2 separate regions of the Homo sapiens genome follow, and region 1 is linked to region 2. Evidence: chromatin loops called from intact Hi-C (ENCODE). Cell type or tissue: endothelial cell of umbilical vein. All regions are shown on one strand.

What was found. Hi-C counts contacts between places; a loop is a spot of excess contacts. Peaks named below come from ENCODE experiments on the same cell type or tissue, not always from the same donor. Only the 100,000 strongest peaks of a DNase experiment are listed, where the experiment ranks them.
Region 1: it touches region 2 in a loop (5-fold over the local background); 8 of 110 quality-filtered maps call a loop at or near these places.

The regions. Positions count from the first base shown.
Region 1 is chr2:204,105,093-204,113,092 of GRCh38, reverse strand. No RefSeq gene overlaps it. Among named protein-coding and RNA genes, the nearest start is that of ICOS, 170 kb to the right of the region's middle. In endothelial cell of umbilical vein, a CTCF peak has its summit at 4,659 (motif pointing left); DNase peaks (open chromatin) are centred at 2,642, 3,332, 3,722 and 4,582; H3K27ac peaks cover 3,424 bases.
Region 2 is chr2:205,945,095-205,953,094 of GRCh38, reverse strand. It overlaps the pseudogene PPIAP68. Among named protein-coding and RNA genes, the nearest start is that of INO80D-AS1, 140 kb to the left of the region's middle. RefSeq lists an enhancer at 6,033-6,532. In endothelial cell of umbilical vein, a CTCF peak has its summit at 4,824 (motif pointing right); a DNase peak (open chromatin) is centred at 4,914; H3K27ac peaks cover 256 bases; H3K27me3 peaks cover 262 bases.

The sequences.
Region 1 (8,000 bases), 1.8 Mb after region 2:
ATTCAATAGACACTATAATATGTAAAGACATTGGGAAGTATAAATCACTATATGGAAATATAAGCAGAGTCTAGACTCTTGAGTTAGTTTTTATGCAATGGTTATAGCTCAACACTTGTTACACGGTCTTTATTGATAATGAAGATTTGTCACCAGGCCTAAAAATCATTAAATTACATCTCATCATACCTGCGTCATATCCGTCACACTCAAAAACCTCCAGCTAGTCATGCAAAGAAAGCTTAGTTGTTCGATACCCTGCAACACCACCATTTACTAACTCTGATGTCAGCTTTTTCTTCCCCACTAAATTTTAGCACTATAATCATGCTGCAAACTCTGTCTGTTCAATGGAGGTTTTTACCCTTTGCCTTTAATGTAAAATGACAGCCAAATCTTCAGAAGGTTTGGTGTTAAGATTATGTCTTTTACATTCCTACAGTCTCTGTTGTTTAGTTCAGCTTGTCACGCTGTCAGATAAAGGCCCATGGAGCGTTCTACAGGAATTATTAATGAAGATTTGACCGGTTTTTCTTCTGGAAACAGATCACTTCACTTTTCATCTCACTGCTTTTTACATTAACAAACTAAAAATAGCCATGAGTATTCCAGGGAAGAAATTACCAATATTTGGCAGTATATTTCTTGCTTTCCAGTTGTTAGATTTGGTTCTTTGCCTAGTTAGGACACAGATAAATGTGTAAATCTTAATAGCATAATCCCCAAATTAGTATCCCTGTATCTTTACTCAGAACATGAAGAGCTAAATCTGATTTCAAAACACCTTGTTTTAAGCATAGGCCTTACTTGGCTTGCCCTGGAAAACAGACATTTAAACACAAAGTTTGATGACGATGGCTTTAGGAAAGTGGCCCACACTGAATTCACCAGCCCAATTGCTGTCCTTCTGCAAACATCCATTCAGAACGACATTGACAAGTGAATCTCTGCCAACTACCGTCTTGTAATCCACACTGCTCTTGTTTATGTGTGCAAATTCACTGTGGTTTGTTGCAGTTCTCTGCTCTGTAGAATCCATTGTAGCCCATCTTCATCTGAGCTCCTCTTTAACAGAGAGAGCCACGTGTGTCAGAATATCATATGGATGAAGTTTGACATCTTTATTCGTCTTCTATTTATGGGATGAACGTACAGTTAAAAGGTGGCTTGAGACCATCAAACCCACATCTAGCTGTGATCTAAGTGGAATTTAACGTAGGTCTCCTGAGGTGAAGGGAGAAATGAAGGAAAGAAATGAAGTGCCTGTTTCAATTTAATACTTTAGGCCAATTTTTTTTTTTAAGAGAAAAAAAATCAAAGGGCTGGGACCTTCCTTGGCCCCCTGAAGTTTTAGGGTTTCAGATGCTCAGAGATACAATCTGCACAATTTCTTGGCATCTGTTTTTTCCAGACAGTATATTACCACTATAAAGTAGCCTGAACAGTGGGGTCCTCCCTACTGGGGGCCCACTTCAAAGGCAATGTTTGATGTCCCCTGATGCTGCCTGTGGGTGAAAGCGCAGATTGTTGTGTTTCATTTATTAATTACTTAAAACAGAAAAATAAAAGCCAATTTTCTTCTAAATTTCTCTCTGTCTACTTTGAGTTAACATCCTCCAATCTGGTTTTTGTCATACACGAGTAATTTTAGTTCCAAATACTGGTATGATGTCATTATTTAACACCTTTTTATCTAAGGATATTGGCGTGTCTTGCAAAAGAGTATGTTGCTGCTTTGTCCTCTATTTAGAAAACAAACATTGAGAAACTAAGAGAGACCACTCCACTATTCCAAAATCACACCATACACATAGTTGGAGATAGGAAGAAAGCCCGGATTTCTTATTCAATTTCATCAGAAAAGGAGACGTCTTCCCAGAACACTGGCAACTCTGGAATCCCCCTGAAACCCAAAGAAGAAAAATGTCCCCCTACTTCCTCATGAACCAAATGTTCCACCAAGCTTTACTTAGAATTAGTTATTTCACTCCAAACCCGGTCTGCTTTTTGCTGAATATTTTCTCAAAACTAAAGCCAGTCAACAGAGTTCTCTCTGGTGTGAAGCAAAACAAAAACAATCCAAAGTTTTTATGTTGTCACCAGACAAAAATTTGCTAAGAACAAGCAGAAATGAGGAGTTAATGGATCCCATATGTGGCCACTAACATAGGTTTATGAGATTTTCCAAGAGATTTCTGAAGATTCCTATAGCACAAAGGAAGATCAAACAGCCACTTTCCTGTCAAACAGGGCAAAAAATGCTCCATCCATAGTTCCCCCTGCATTTATTTTGGTAAACCTGGAAAGAAAAGGTGGCTGCAATATCTGCCTTACAGGGAGCTGACCACAACATGTGGTATACTGGAGCAGGAAAGAAGGTCCTTAAAGACGTCACCTGTGTCCTCACAGCACAAGCAGACCTGCCCTTAGAGCCCACTGCTTGGTATGAGATGTAGCCTCTGGGGGAGGGCTGAGCAACGGAGAGGGAGAGCTGGACAATTTTCTTCATCCGGGAAAATTGCACACACACAAAAATAGCTGCTTTCTTCAAATGTCAATCAGCTCCTTCAAGTTTCAAGCTTCACTGAGGGGTCAGAAGAGGCATTTCCTCTACACATATTTCAGTATCACATCGGGACGTTCAGCCACACACAGCTTCCGGCACGGGGGCTGTGGTTGTGTTGGAGTTAACCACACAGGGCACAGGGTGAGGGAGTTGTCGTTGTTGTTCTTGTTTCTGTTGTTGTGATGGAGGCGGGGCAGCTGGTGGGGTTAAAACGGTTTCCATTATTATTATTTTCTTTCCCCCTTTGTGTGCTATGAACTCTGAACTAGACAAATGAGAACTATCTCCCCTGTTATTAGTAGAATGTCTTCTGTGAGCAAATTCCAACCACTAGAATGTCCGTGTGAACTGCAAAGGCAACCACAACAGTTTTGGAAACTGGGGATGATTGTGGGGCTCCTGGACCGCTGCCCTCCGCCCTGCAGCAGGGAAACAGAACACCCTAGACAGGTGGGGAAGGAGTGGATGGGGGTGAGTCTGCAGGAGAGGAAGCCTGGCCGAAATGTGCTTTTGGATAAAATGTCCCGATTAACCAAGAGCACACAAAATGTGCAGACTGGCAGCACAAGGCCTTAAGCACCCGCAAAGCACGCTGAGTCTTTGGGCTGCTCTGTGACAGGGAGATGTGTTTACCCCAGACAAGTTCACCAGTCCGACAGCCGCCTGAGGCCAGTTGGAGAGGAGGTTGAAATGTTCCACAGTGTGAAGAGTCAGCGCGATCTGTAGAGATAATGGAGCATTCGGTTTGACATCCAAAACTGGTGTATCCAGGAGGAGCGGGATTCTTGCTGGGAGGAGAGACAGTAATTGTTTTTAGCAAGACAGATAAGACATTCCGGTTTCTGTAGATTCCTCCCCAACCAGGAAACAACTGCCTCCAATGTCAGTGCTAAATATTGAAATCAAGGTGTGCAAATGCCTCAGCTTCTCTCCACCGCCTGCTGCATGATTACTTTCAAATAAGAATGTCCTTCCTTCTTAATTTTACACTTAGATAGGTAAAAACATCATCAATTTTAGCAGACTGTTTAGTTTTAATCTGATCAAAACAATCATTCACTAAGAACCTTCTAAGAGATTATAGGAAACATTAATTGTGTAGCTGGACTGGGATACGACTGGAGGGAGGCTTGTAAATAAATCCTAGGACTTGAGTCCAAGAAATATAAAAGGAGAGAGAACACAGAAGCTAGTGCAGATAGATGCCTGATGTCTCCTTTTAGGTGAGAGCATAGAAACATGTAGAGCTTGTTTCCTCTGAGGTTAGATACCGTTTAGTCCTTCCTTGGGTATTCCCATTTACGGCTGTGGTCAAGTGAATCAGCCACAGACGTTACTATTACTTAAAAAGAAAACCATTTTCTCTACATTGGTGCTAGTTCCAAATTGTGTCTGTGTGATCGTCCCTCCCTCAGCCATCTCATTTCCAGGGCTGACAAATATTTAGCCTACATAAATACACATTTGGGGAGATCCTACGCCATTTCTCCCTCCTCGTGACCCAACTCGTATTCTTCAAAACATCAAACAAAACAATTCGCAGAATAAAGTTGCCTTCCGAAAGAGGGATTTCCCCCTCCAGTTTCCCTCCCACTTCCACTAGGTCAGTCTGTCTTTCTTCCCTCCTACTCTCCTATACCCCTTCACCCTCCCCAGCAAACTCTGGAAAAACAGTAGTAACTAACATTTGTGCCTTTGGCAATAAAACCACAGGCCTCACAAACCCCAAATGGCAAAAAGACATTTCCATTCCAATCCCAGTTTTAAATTAAACTGTAATGAAAAATCAGCAGTGGCAGCTGGGACCAGAGACACTGATTGTCTCTAGGAACAAAAAGGAGGGGAACAGAGGGGGAGAGGAAAAAGAAAAGAGACTGCAAGGAAGCCTCGCTCTGGTAATAAAGCAGCTGGTAAACCTTCAAGTAAAAAGAAATTAGAAAAACAAATCTAGTGCAGAGACAAGCAAAGATGGCTGTTTTCCTCTACAATCACAGTGAGGCAGACCACAAATCACCCTCCACTTTATGAATGGACAGGAGGGGGTGGGGTGGGAGGGAAGATGAGTGGGCCTGTGCTGACACCTGGAGGAAGATTAGGGAAATTCTCGGGGGGTTGGTCCCACCCCCACATTCCGTGAATGAGTGGGGATTTTGGCTTTCTCAGTGGTCATAGTCAATACTGAGGCTACAAGGAAAAATAAGAAGACCTCATTGCCTTCTTAAAAAATATTTTTAATTGATAAATAATAATTGTACATATTTTTGGTGTACATGTGATACTTTCATACATGTATACAATGTGTAATGATCAAATCAGGGCATTTAGGATATCTAAACCTTAAATTTTTATCATTTCTTTGTGTTGAGAACATTTTAAAACTTCTTTTCTAGGTATTACAAAATATACACTATTTTATTCTTTATCAGAAAAAAAATGCATTGAAGAAACCATTTGACTTCAACATGAGGGTTAGAACAATTCATGTAGCTAAACTGAACCCAACTGCGCAGGCTTAACTTTGATTTTAAAAAATACATGGCACAGGTATCTTCATCAGACATGAGAAAAGAATACAGCATTTGAGTATTTCATTCTATAGTCTTTAAAGCTTGCAAGATTCTGCAGATCTTTCAGCATATAATTTATAAATATTTTCTGATTGGTGGTGATCAGAAATCTAGAAAAAAACCTGTACTAACCTATAAGGACCAAAGATGCTTCCAAGAGGGGAAGCAGTTAAGGATCAAGATAGTGAGTGGACTTAGAGGTAACAGGTAAGAATTAGAGACTGGAAAACCAATAATCCTAAACCTTATTTTGTTCCCAGACCTCTTTAAGAACCTGATAAAATTAGTAAACCCTCTTCTGAAAAAAAAAAAAAAAAAAAAAAAAGATGTACCTAGGAAGACTGCAATCCACCCTTGATGAAAACTATTCGGATCCCAACCCAAGAAGAAATTCAGAGAAAATATAAAATGTATGATGGCCTATTTAGAGGTCAAATGAGATTTCTTTATAAAAGGAAAATTGTTGTGATTAAAAATACACAAGATCTGTACCGAATAAACAGCCTCTTCAGAGTATGCCCTTGTGATTGTGACTTTGTCTGGAAACTTGGCAGATACTGGGGAGACTCTGAAGAGGGTCATCAGCACCAAATGGCAATGCCAAATGAATTTACTATTTAAGTAATAGCCAGGTACGGTGGCTCGTCTCTGTAATGACAGGACTTTGGGAGGCTGAGATGAGAGGATCACTTGAGGCCAGGAGTTCGAGAACAGCTGGGCAACATAGCGAGACCCAGTCTCTGATTAAATCTATAAGAAATTAAAATTATTTATTTTAACTAACCAGATGTTGTCTGTCAAGCACCTCGCATATAGAGCTGAGTGTGAGGACAGTAAGGCTCTGGATGACCCTTTGGATGGACAGTAAGTTCATTAACTCTGTCCTAGTCACTGTGAGCCTGGCTGACATTTATCGACTTTCCTAATAAGAGCTATTGATTTGTTACTAGTATTTTTTAAAAAAAATTTAGATTTGGCTGTTATATTCTGGTCCTTTTTGCTAAACTCTTTGTTTAGCAAAACAAACAAAACAAAACAAATGGCTTTGGAGGCCGGGCAGTGGCTCATGCCTGTAATGCCAGCACTTTGGGAGGCTGAGATGAGAGGATCATTTGAGGTCAGGAGTTCGAGACCAACCTGACCAACCTGGTGAAATCCCGTCTCTATTAAAAATACAAAAATTAGTGGGGTGTTGTGGTACATGCCTGTAATCCCAGCTACTCGGGAGGCCAAGGCACAAGAATCGCTTGAATCTGGGAGGTGGAGGTTATAGTGAGCTGAGATCGTGCCACTGAACTCCAGCCTGGGCAACAGAACAAGATTCTGTTTCAAAAAACAAACAAATAGCTTTGGAAGACTGGGTGAATGAAAGTGTCTTCAGCCCCACCCTTTTGATGTAGTTAATTAGTTCATTCTCGCATATTCTACTCATCTCCTACTTTCTCTTCTTACCTCCTTTTTACCACTTGAGTTTTGATCTCTATATTATCATTAGAAGATGATGAGGGAAAAACAGAGAGAAGAAATCCTCAACTTCCTTAGAAGGGTTGGTTGCAGAAGAAAGTTGTAAAACTTCACAGAAACAACTATAAGGCTTAAATCAGGAAAACTGAAAAAATAAAAAGAATAATTTATTTCATTGTGATGGCAATGCTGTGGGGTTTTTCCACACCAGATTTAGCCATGTGCTGTGATATATGTCAAAGCTTATTTCTACCTGTTTCACTGAATAGCATTCAAGTATGCTTTTGCATAATATAGCGTCTTCCTAGTAAATGAGTACTGTGCAGGATCAAGCACTTTTATTTATAACTTTTTCTTTATGGCTTTCTGAGCTGTAACTAAAAATACCTGAAGAATGTTTTAAGACCTTTGCTCCTCCCCAGTCTCTGATTTTTGTGGTTGTTTTTTTTTAAATTTAGGGTTTGAGCAACTAAACCAAAACATCACATGAATCAAAGGTTTCTCTTTACCTTTACATTTCCCAAACATTAAATAAATCCTAATTTTCTCAGCTCCCAGTCTGTGAGAAATTGTTTACACACACAGTATAAAGAATGCAATCAGGCCCTTTCGTGGTGGTAGAGATGGGGAAGGCATTTAAACCTACAGAAGATAAATCCTCTATTGCTGAAGCCACATGGTGGTAGATGAAATATGAATTAGGGAGTCAGGCAGAATTGTATTCTAATCTCTGATTTGCTGTATACAGGGCTTGAATTTTTGCTAAGTTCCTTAACTTCTTTGAGCTCGTGTTTCCTTATCAACTGGGGAGAATATTAACTTACCAAAATGTGCTCAGTATTTTATTAATATCTGTTTTCCTCCCTAGAATGTAAGTTTTCCGGGGCAGGGACATGTCTGACTAATTCACTGTTGGGCTCCACAATCTGGCCAGGGTAGGTGTTCCTCACGTATGTGTTGAATAAAGATTGCACATTTTGTGGCATTTAATGGCATATAGCAAATTTTACTTTAAGTTATAATTTAACCTTATTATAGCTAACATTCATAGAGCCATTTTCAATATTTTGGACACTCTGCTAAGGACTTGACATATATTTAGTTTTTCACCGAAATCCAATGAGTTACCACTTCCGTGTTATAGAGGAGGAACTGAAGATTTAAACCCACATGTCTGGCTCCAAAGTCTTTACCCATAACACTCCATTACTGTCATGGCGGCAGGCAGTGTGGGGGGCAGTGGGGAAGAAGGATTCATCAAAGTAAACGGTAAATGTTGGAGATGAAAAAGAATCAGAGCCCCTCACTGGTCTTTTCACAGCGTTAACGGAAGGCAGCCCTATAAACAGTCAGTCCTACTTGTTTCCCACCCAAAGCCCAGAGAAGGCTGAATGAAGACAAAG
Region 2 (8,000 bases):
GAACCTACCAACATGTGATGTCTCCCCTGGACGCCCAGCTTTAAAATTTCTCTCTTTTGTACTCTGTCCATTTATTTCTCAAACTGGCCGACGCTTAGGGAAAATAGAAAAGAACCTATGTGACTATCAGGGCAGGTTCCCCGATAGTCTAGGATGCTGTGGTTCTTTCTTCTGTATGTTGTCCATATTTCTAAATAATAAGCTTATATTATTATGTTCTTAGTTATCCATCTCGGGTGCAATCTTTTGGTTTCCTGTGGTACTTGAGGGCTCACCTCCCTCATACCACTCCCTTGTCCTCTCTGCCCTTCTCTCCCCACTGCATCCTTCCAACATGGTGATATCACAGCTGGGGGTTAAAGGATACTCAGGCCTCACTGTTGCCTGGCCAAATTGTACAATATTTTACTTTTCCTGCAGGCAATAATTATATCTTTTTTTTTAACTTTTGTAGTTTTCTATGGATCTACCACTACACAAGGATTTTTTGGTTCCTAAATACTTCAACAGATCTTTCCAACAAAATATCCTGTAATGGTTTTTCCAAATGCTCAGATCACACCGCCTCAGTCCCATGCTTCCCAGATGCCCAGGCCCCAACCCCTGTGTTCTGCTCCAGCTGGGCGGGGTTCTCTGCTGGTGCACATGTGGCTTCCTGGGATTTCACTTCATTGTTCATCTATGTTCCATTTTTCTCTGTTCTTGTTTTCTGGAACTTGCATTAGACAGGAGACCTCCTGGACTGATCCCCTAACTCCCCCTCCCCACATTTTCCATCTCACCTTCTCTTGGTACAACTTTCTGGAAGATTTTTTTTTTTATTAACATTTCTTCCTTGAGATATAATCCGGAAGATTTTGTCAGCCTTATCTGATAAGCATTCTATTGAATTTTTAAATTTCAGCTGCCACATTTTTACTTTGTAAGAGTTCTTTCTTTTACCCTGTTTGTTCTTATCTGAACTGCTCCCTCAGTGGCTTCCCACATCTGTCTCTCTATATAAACACACACACACATGTGTGTGTGTATATACATATATACATATATATGTGTGCATATATATGTTAATACCTTGTAGAAGTTTTAATCTGTTCCATCCATTGATTGTGTTTCTCCCTGTTCTTTTTTTTCTGATTGCTTTATTCATTTACTTATCAATCAAATATTTATTGAGTTCCTTTTATGTGCCAGGTATTGTTCTAGTTGTTGAGGATATAATAGTAAGATAAGGTTCTCTGTCTTTATGAAGGTTATAGTCTAGCTAGGGAAAATAATAAACAAATGAATTATATTATGGCTATGAATAAAAATTAGGCAGGCGAAAGTGTTTTTTTTTTTTTTTTTTTTGACCACTGTCAGGAAAGAAGGTGTTGTTTTCAATAAAGTGTTCAGAGAAGATGTCTCTGTCTGAGGCTTCTTTACTCTCATGTCTGCCACCTGGGCTGGGAGGACTCATGTGGCTTGGGCTTCCTCACAGCATGGCAGCTGGGATCTAAGAGGGAATGTTCTGAGAGCAAGGTTTCCACAGAACTAACTACAAGGCCTCTATGGGTTATAGAAGAGTCACTAAGGCTAACCCAGATTTAAGGGGAGGGGAATCAGACTGTCCTTTTTGATGGAAGAGTGGCAAAGTCACATTGCAGAAGAATGTAGGTGGGAGGAAGTATCTCAGATGTCTTTGAAAAATACAATGTGCCCCACATTGTAACACCCTCTATTCTGTTCAGCTGGTTGCTATTTCTCCACCCACTTTGTCTTCAAACATTTCTTGAAGTTCAATATCTCTGGGTGCTGCTTTTTTTGTTGTCCTTATGAGTGAATAGCCTTTTATTATCCGTTCACTGCCTAGTTGGGTTTGAAAAGAGGAAGGGGATAGATGCGTGTCACCAGTTGGCTATTTTTGAGTAGTAGTCCAGATGATCTACAGTGCAAGGTTGTTGAAAATTGGTATAAGAAAACGATGGCAGAGCTTAGGAATGGCTGAAGTAAAATATTTTCTCTTTTTACCTTTTTTCTGCTCTTGATTTATTTTGGAAGAAATAAAAGCACATGGAGGTTAGATAACTTTCCAAAACATCGCTCAGCTAGCTGCAGAGCTGAGACTGCATTTGCATTTCAACTTGTGTTTTACAAATTCTTTGGGATATACTGAAAGAAATCCAACAGAGCCCTATGTGATGGCTCAAGCCTGTAATCCCAGCTACTCGGGAGGCTGAGGGGAAATGATTGCTTGAGCCCAGGAGTTCAAGACCAGCTTGAATAACATAGGGAGACCCCATCTCTAAAAACAAAACAGAAAAGAAAACAATCCAACAAACAACAATTTAAAAAACAACTACCTAAAAAACAACAACCTATTCAGAGGTCAAAGGAATTTGGGAAGCTAAGTTAAGCAAAGTTAAACAACTTACTTTTTTTTTTTTTTGAGATGAGGTCTCACTCTGTTGCCCCGGCTAGAGTGTGGTGGCACAATCTTGGATCACTGCAATGTCTGCCTCCTGGATTCAAGCAATCCTCCCACCTCAGCCTCCTGAGTAGCTGGGACTAGAGGCACATGCCACCTCGCCTGGCTAATTTTTGTATTTTTAGTAGAGATGGGGTTTCACCATATTGCCCAGGCTAGTCTCAAACTCTGGGGCTCAAGTGATCCACCTGCCTCAGACTCCCAAAGTGCTGGGATTACAGGTGTGAGCCACCGCACCCAGCCAACAACTCTTTCTTTCCTTTTCCCTCCCTCCCTTCCTTCCTTTGTTTTTATTTCATAATTGTAAACTGAACTCTGCAATCCAGCTAGGCATGGAAGGGAATAAGGAAAACATAGACCCAAAGGGAACTGCAGCGAGAACACAAAGATTCTAGGATACTGCAAGTAAATGGGGTGGAGGGTGCTCTCCTGAGCTACAGAAGGAATGGTCTGGTAGTTTAGATAAAACAGAAGTCATACTTAGAGTTGTCCACAGTCAGCAGTGGTGATCTTCTTGCTGGTCCCGCCGTTCCTGGACCCAAAGCGCTCCATGGCCTCCACAATATCCATGTCTTCTTTCACCTTGCCAAAGACCACATGCTTGCCATCCAACCACTCATTCTTTTTTTTTTTTTTTTTTTTTTTTGAGAAAGAGCCTATCTCTGTCACCAGGCTGGAGTGCAGTGGTGTGATCTCACTTCACTGCAACCTCTGCCTCCCGGGCTCCCTCGCTGGGCTTCCCCTGCAGAGTCACGACTGCTCCCTGGGCCAGGCTTCCCTGGGGGCCCTCCGAGCTCAGCCAGCCAGGCTCTCAGGCCCGACACCTGCCTCGGCCAGGCCCCAACCCCAGGGGCAGGCGGCCCCTCCTGGCTTCTCCTGTAGGGTACCTTCTTATCCCCCATCCCCCCAGGAAATGGCGCTCCCTCAGCCATGTGGCACTTCTGGGCTCCTGACCTAGGCCATGGGGAGGTCTGGGGATTCTCCTGCCTCAGCCTCCCGAGTAGCTGGGACTACAGGCATGCGTCACCATGCCCGGCTAATTTTTCGTATTTTTAGTAGAGACGGGGTTTCGCCATGTTGGCCAGGCTGGTCTTGAACTCGTGATCTCAGGATCCTCCCGCCTTGGGCTCCCAAAGTGCTGGGATTATAGGCGTGAGCCACCGTGCCGGGCCACATACAACCATTCAGTCTTGGCAGTGTAGATGATAAATGGAACCATTTTTGTTGGGTCCAGCATTTGCCATGGACAGGATGCCAGGAACTCTATGCCTCAGGATGAAGTTTTCCTCATCAAATTTCTCCCCATAGATGGACTTGCCACCAGTGCCATTATGGCTTGTGAAGTTACCACCCTGACACATAAACCCTGGAATAATTCAGTGAGAAAAGGAACCCTTACAACCAAATCCTTTCTCTCCAGTGCTCAGGAGTGAAAGTTTTCTGCCGTCTTTGGAATCTTGTCTGCAAACAGCTCGAAGGGGATGTGGCCCAAGGGCTTGCCGTTGACAATGATGTTGAAACACACGATGGGGTTGATCATGGCTGGTAGTATGGGGCTCCTGGTGGCGGCAGCAGTGTCTGCAAAGCACAACTTTTTTTTACTCAGACTTTTTGGAGGCCTTTTTTTTTTGAGATAGGGTCTTGCTTAGTTGCTCAGGCTGGAGTGCAAGGGCAGCGTGACCATGGCTCATTGCAGCTTCAACCTCCTAGGCACAAGTGATTCTCCCACCTCAGCCTCTTGAGTCGCTGGGACTACAAGCATGTGCCAGCTAATTTTTGTATTTTTTGTAGAGACGGGCGTCTGTCTGTGTTACCCAGGCTGGTCTCAAACTCCTGGACTCAAGTGATCCACCTGCTTTGGACTCCCAAAGTGCTGGGATTACAGGTGTGCATGGCCTTCTGAGGCTTCAGTGTGCTAGGAAAGCAGGGTTTGAGTTTCCAAGCTCACGTGACTGCTTTTGCGGGGTGTCTCATTTAGACTACAAGTGGCTCTCAGAGTGTCCCGGTCACACTTCCCTTTCCCATCTTGTAATTATATCACCAACAGAGATCTGCATAGCATGGATAGATGGTCAGTGCTTTCATAGGATCAAAAGAGTCTGCATACTTAGTAACTGATGTTTTCATGTACCCCTGTTTAGTAAACAGATGGGCTCATTTAGGCAAGCAATTTAAGAGCTTTTCATTCATGCCTGGAGGGCCAAAGAAAGGAGGTTCTTCAACATTGGATTTGTTTTTTTCAGCATTCTAACATCCACTGCTTATTGGTAGCCGACTTGAGAAAGTTTCGCTATTGATGACTACAGTTTAGGAAACATCTATTTTCAATCTTTTGCGCCTTCAGGGCCATTTCACTTTTGGCCACCAGATGGCAGAGCACGGTCGTGCTTCGTGCTTGGGTTTTCTCTGTGGTGGGTTTATGTTGCGCGCTGACACAGGAGTAGCCGAAGCCTTGAGCCTCTGAGCAACAGCTGTGTTCTTGGAACACGTAGGACATTGGATTCTATCTTGTTTTAATGATTCCTGGACTTATTTCTTACTATGTCAGTTCTTAGGACAGTATAACTGAGCCAGAAACAGGACTTTTATAAAAAGTGCTTCATTTTTCCTGAATGAGTTGTCGGCTCCTGCTACTGACTTGCTGACATTTGCTGTTTGGAGGTCAGTTTTCTGATTGCATAACAAGTAAATTTTTTTTTTTTTTTAGTTGGAAAGAGTAAGTGAAGAAATTTGTCAGATTTTATGTTTGGGTACAGGGTCTCATTCTGTTGCCCAGGCAGTGGCGTGATCATAGCTCATTGTAATCTCAACCTCCTGTTCTCAAACATGATCCTCCCAAGTAGCTGGGACTGCAGACGTGCACCACCACTGCTGGCTAATTTTTGAAAAATTAAAACTCCTTCCATTCAGATTGCTCGCTTTGACACTGTGCAAAGCCCTAAAGGGCCTGACAACACCTCTATGTTTTAAATTCGGATCTCAAGAACAAGGATGTGATTAAAGATCTGTATGGATGCGGGATGATTTCTGCTTTTCTAGTCCAAGGCAAGATCCTCTTTTGCGAAGGAGGTGAGGATGAAGATACAAGTAAGATTCAGGAGAGATAGGGCCCCGAGGGAAGGAAGAGGGGCCAGGACAGCAAACAGTAATCTCCCCTGGGTGGTTTGGCTGGGGAACTTCTTATTATGGACCTACGAGGAGGCACGCAGTTCTGAAGAGGCCTGACCCCCACCCCCCCAAGCTTTTTTTTGAGGTAGGGTTGCACTCTGTCACCCAGGCTGGAGTGCAGTGGCATGAACATGGCTCAACCCAGCCTCAACCTTCTGGGCTCAGGTGATCCTCCCACCTCAGCCTCCTGAGTAGCTGGGACCACAGACGTGAACCACCACGCCCAGCTAATTTTTCTATTTTTTTGTAGAGATAGGGTTTTGCCATGTTGCCAAGGCTGGTCTGGAACTCCTGGGCTTAAGCAATCCTCCCACTCCAGCCTCCCAAAGTGCTGGGATTACAGGCGTGAGCCACTGTGCCTGGCCTCTAAAACCCTTTGAAATGAAGAAAATTTAAATAGTAGTATGTTTGCAGCTGGTTTGGCAGACATTCTCCTCAAACTGGTTCTTGAGGATTGGAAATGGGAAGACAAATGAAGGAAGAACAGATCTTCATTTCTTCTCACCATCCTTCTATCCCTGTGCCCAGCACTGAGATTTGGGTGAAGACTGTCCTCTTTTTCTCTCTACCCACATGTGGAAATTCTAGCACACTGCGGTTCATTAGGTGCTCTGTGATAGCGGCTGGAAGGTGAGATGAGTGCTTGTTCACCACCTCCTGCCATGTCCTCTCTTAACATCTAAAGAACAGCCCGTGGGGAGGAATCGGCATGTAAGAAGTCCTGGCTTGGGCTCCAGCAGGCATGCCACTGAGCATGTTATTCTAGGAAAGAACAGGGCGGCCAGGGCTGTCCATGGTGTGATGGTCTGTGTCAGTGTGGTTTGAGTCTGGGGCATGTTCCCAGCATCTGCCCCTTCCAGCTCCCAGAAGTGGCCCTTCCCTGCCAGGATGGTGCTCGGAGGGGCCGCTGCCACCTCCTGCACCAAACCTGCCCTCAGCTTGTCTTTAGCTTCCCCATCTCACTGGGAGGGCCCCGGAGTTCACTGTATTGTCTGCCCTTGAGTCTTCAAGTTTCCATCCCCCTGGGGGCAACGAAGAAGCCACATCCTGTAACTTAGGGGCTGTGCCTGTGTTCTCACTGGGAACACAGCCATCCCCACTGCAGTCAGGGGCCAAGGGCGCATGAGAGCATCTTGTTTAGTATGAGCCCTGGGGTGAGATGTTGGAAGGATGGACGAGATGCCCTTTCCCAAGGTCTTTTCCTTTCCTATCATTCTAAATTTCCGCTGTGTTTTGAGACCCTTGAATTGTAGAGGCCACAAAAGTGAAAAACATGACAATTATTTATTGTCACTATTGCCATCTGTCTGATTCTCTGCTGGCACCCAAGGCCGCTCATCAATCTCTATGAACATCAAACAGATTACCACTGTTTAAGACAAAAGAAACGCTTTCATGAAAGATTATAAAAAGATGCAACTGGTGGGAGCCACCTCACTGGGACCCCACACCCTCAAGGGGACTGGCATAAAGCAAGCTGTCCCCAAAAGCACATCGGGGTGAGTGTTGAGCTCGAACATGGCTCCCGGGAAAGATGGGGTTTTTCTTTTCCCCGGCGTTTGTCTTTGTGTAGACATACCCACTTTGCTTCCTGACACCTTGTCTGGTCCTGCAAGATACCTTGGTTATACTTCTCCCAACATCAGAGAATTTTTAAAAGCTTAGTTGAAAGAATCATAATAAAAATCTATAAGCGCTGGGCTTTTATGTATTTCACTTTTATTGAATTCCTTCTAGTATAAAAGTAGCCTATTTTGTAGTATTCAGTGTAACGCCTATCTGCAGATAGAATACACTGAGTGGGGGCTGAGAGGCAGAGGCTGGTAGGAAGAGAATGGGCCAAGCTGGTTGGGGGTGGTGGCATCATCACATTCCAAGTCAAGGCCACTCCCAAATCTCTCATTTCCTTCTTTGCTTCCTTTTTGTGTTTATGTTTGTCTTTCTTTTTTTTTTTTTTTCCTTTAGAGACAGAGTCTCGCTCTGTCACCCAGGCTGGAGTGCAGTGGCACGATCTCGGCTCACTGCAATCTCCACTTCCCAGGTTCAAGCAATTCTCCTGCCTCAGCCTCCCAAGTAGCTGGGACTATAGGCACACGCCACCACGCCCATCTAATTTTTGTGTTTTTAGTAGAGATGGGGTTTCACCATATTGGTCAGGCTGGTCTTGAACTCTTGACCTTGTGATCTGCCCGCCTTGGCCACCCAAAGTGCTGGGATTACAGGCATGAGCCACCATGCCTGGCCGCGTTTATGTTTTTCTATAGGTTGGGTGATTTTCTAATCTAGCTGAAGGATGTCTCCTACATTTCATTTTTTTTTTTTTTGGCGTCACCTTGGGTTAATGATCAAGTAAATGACAAGAAAAGAG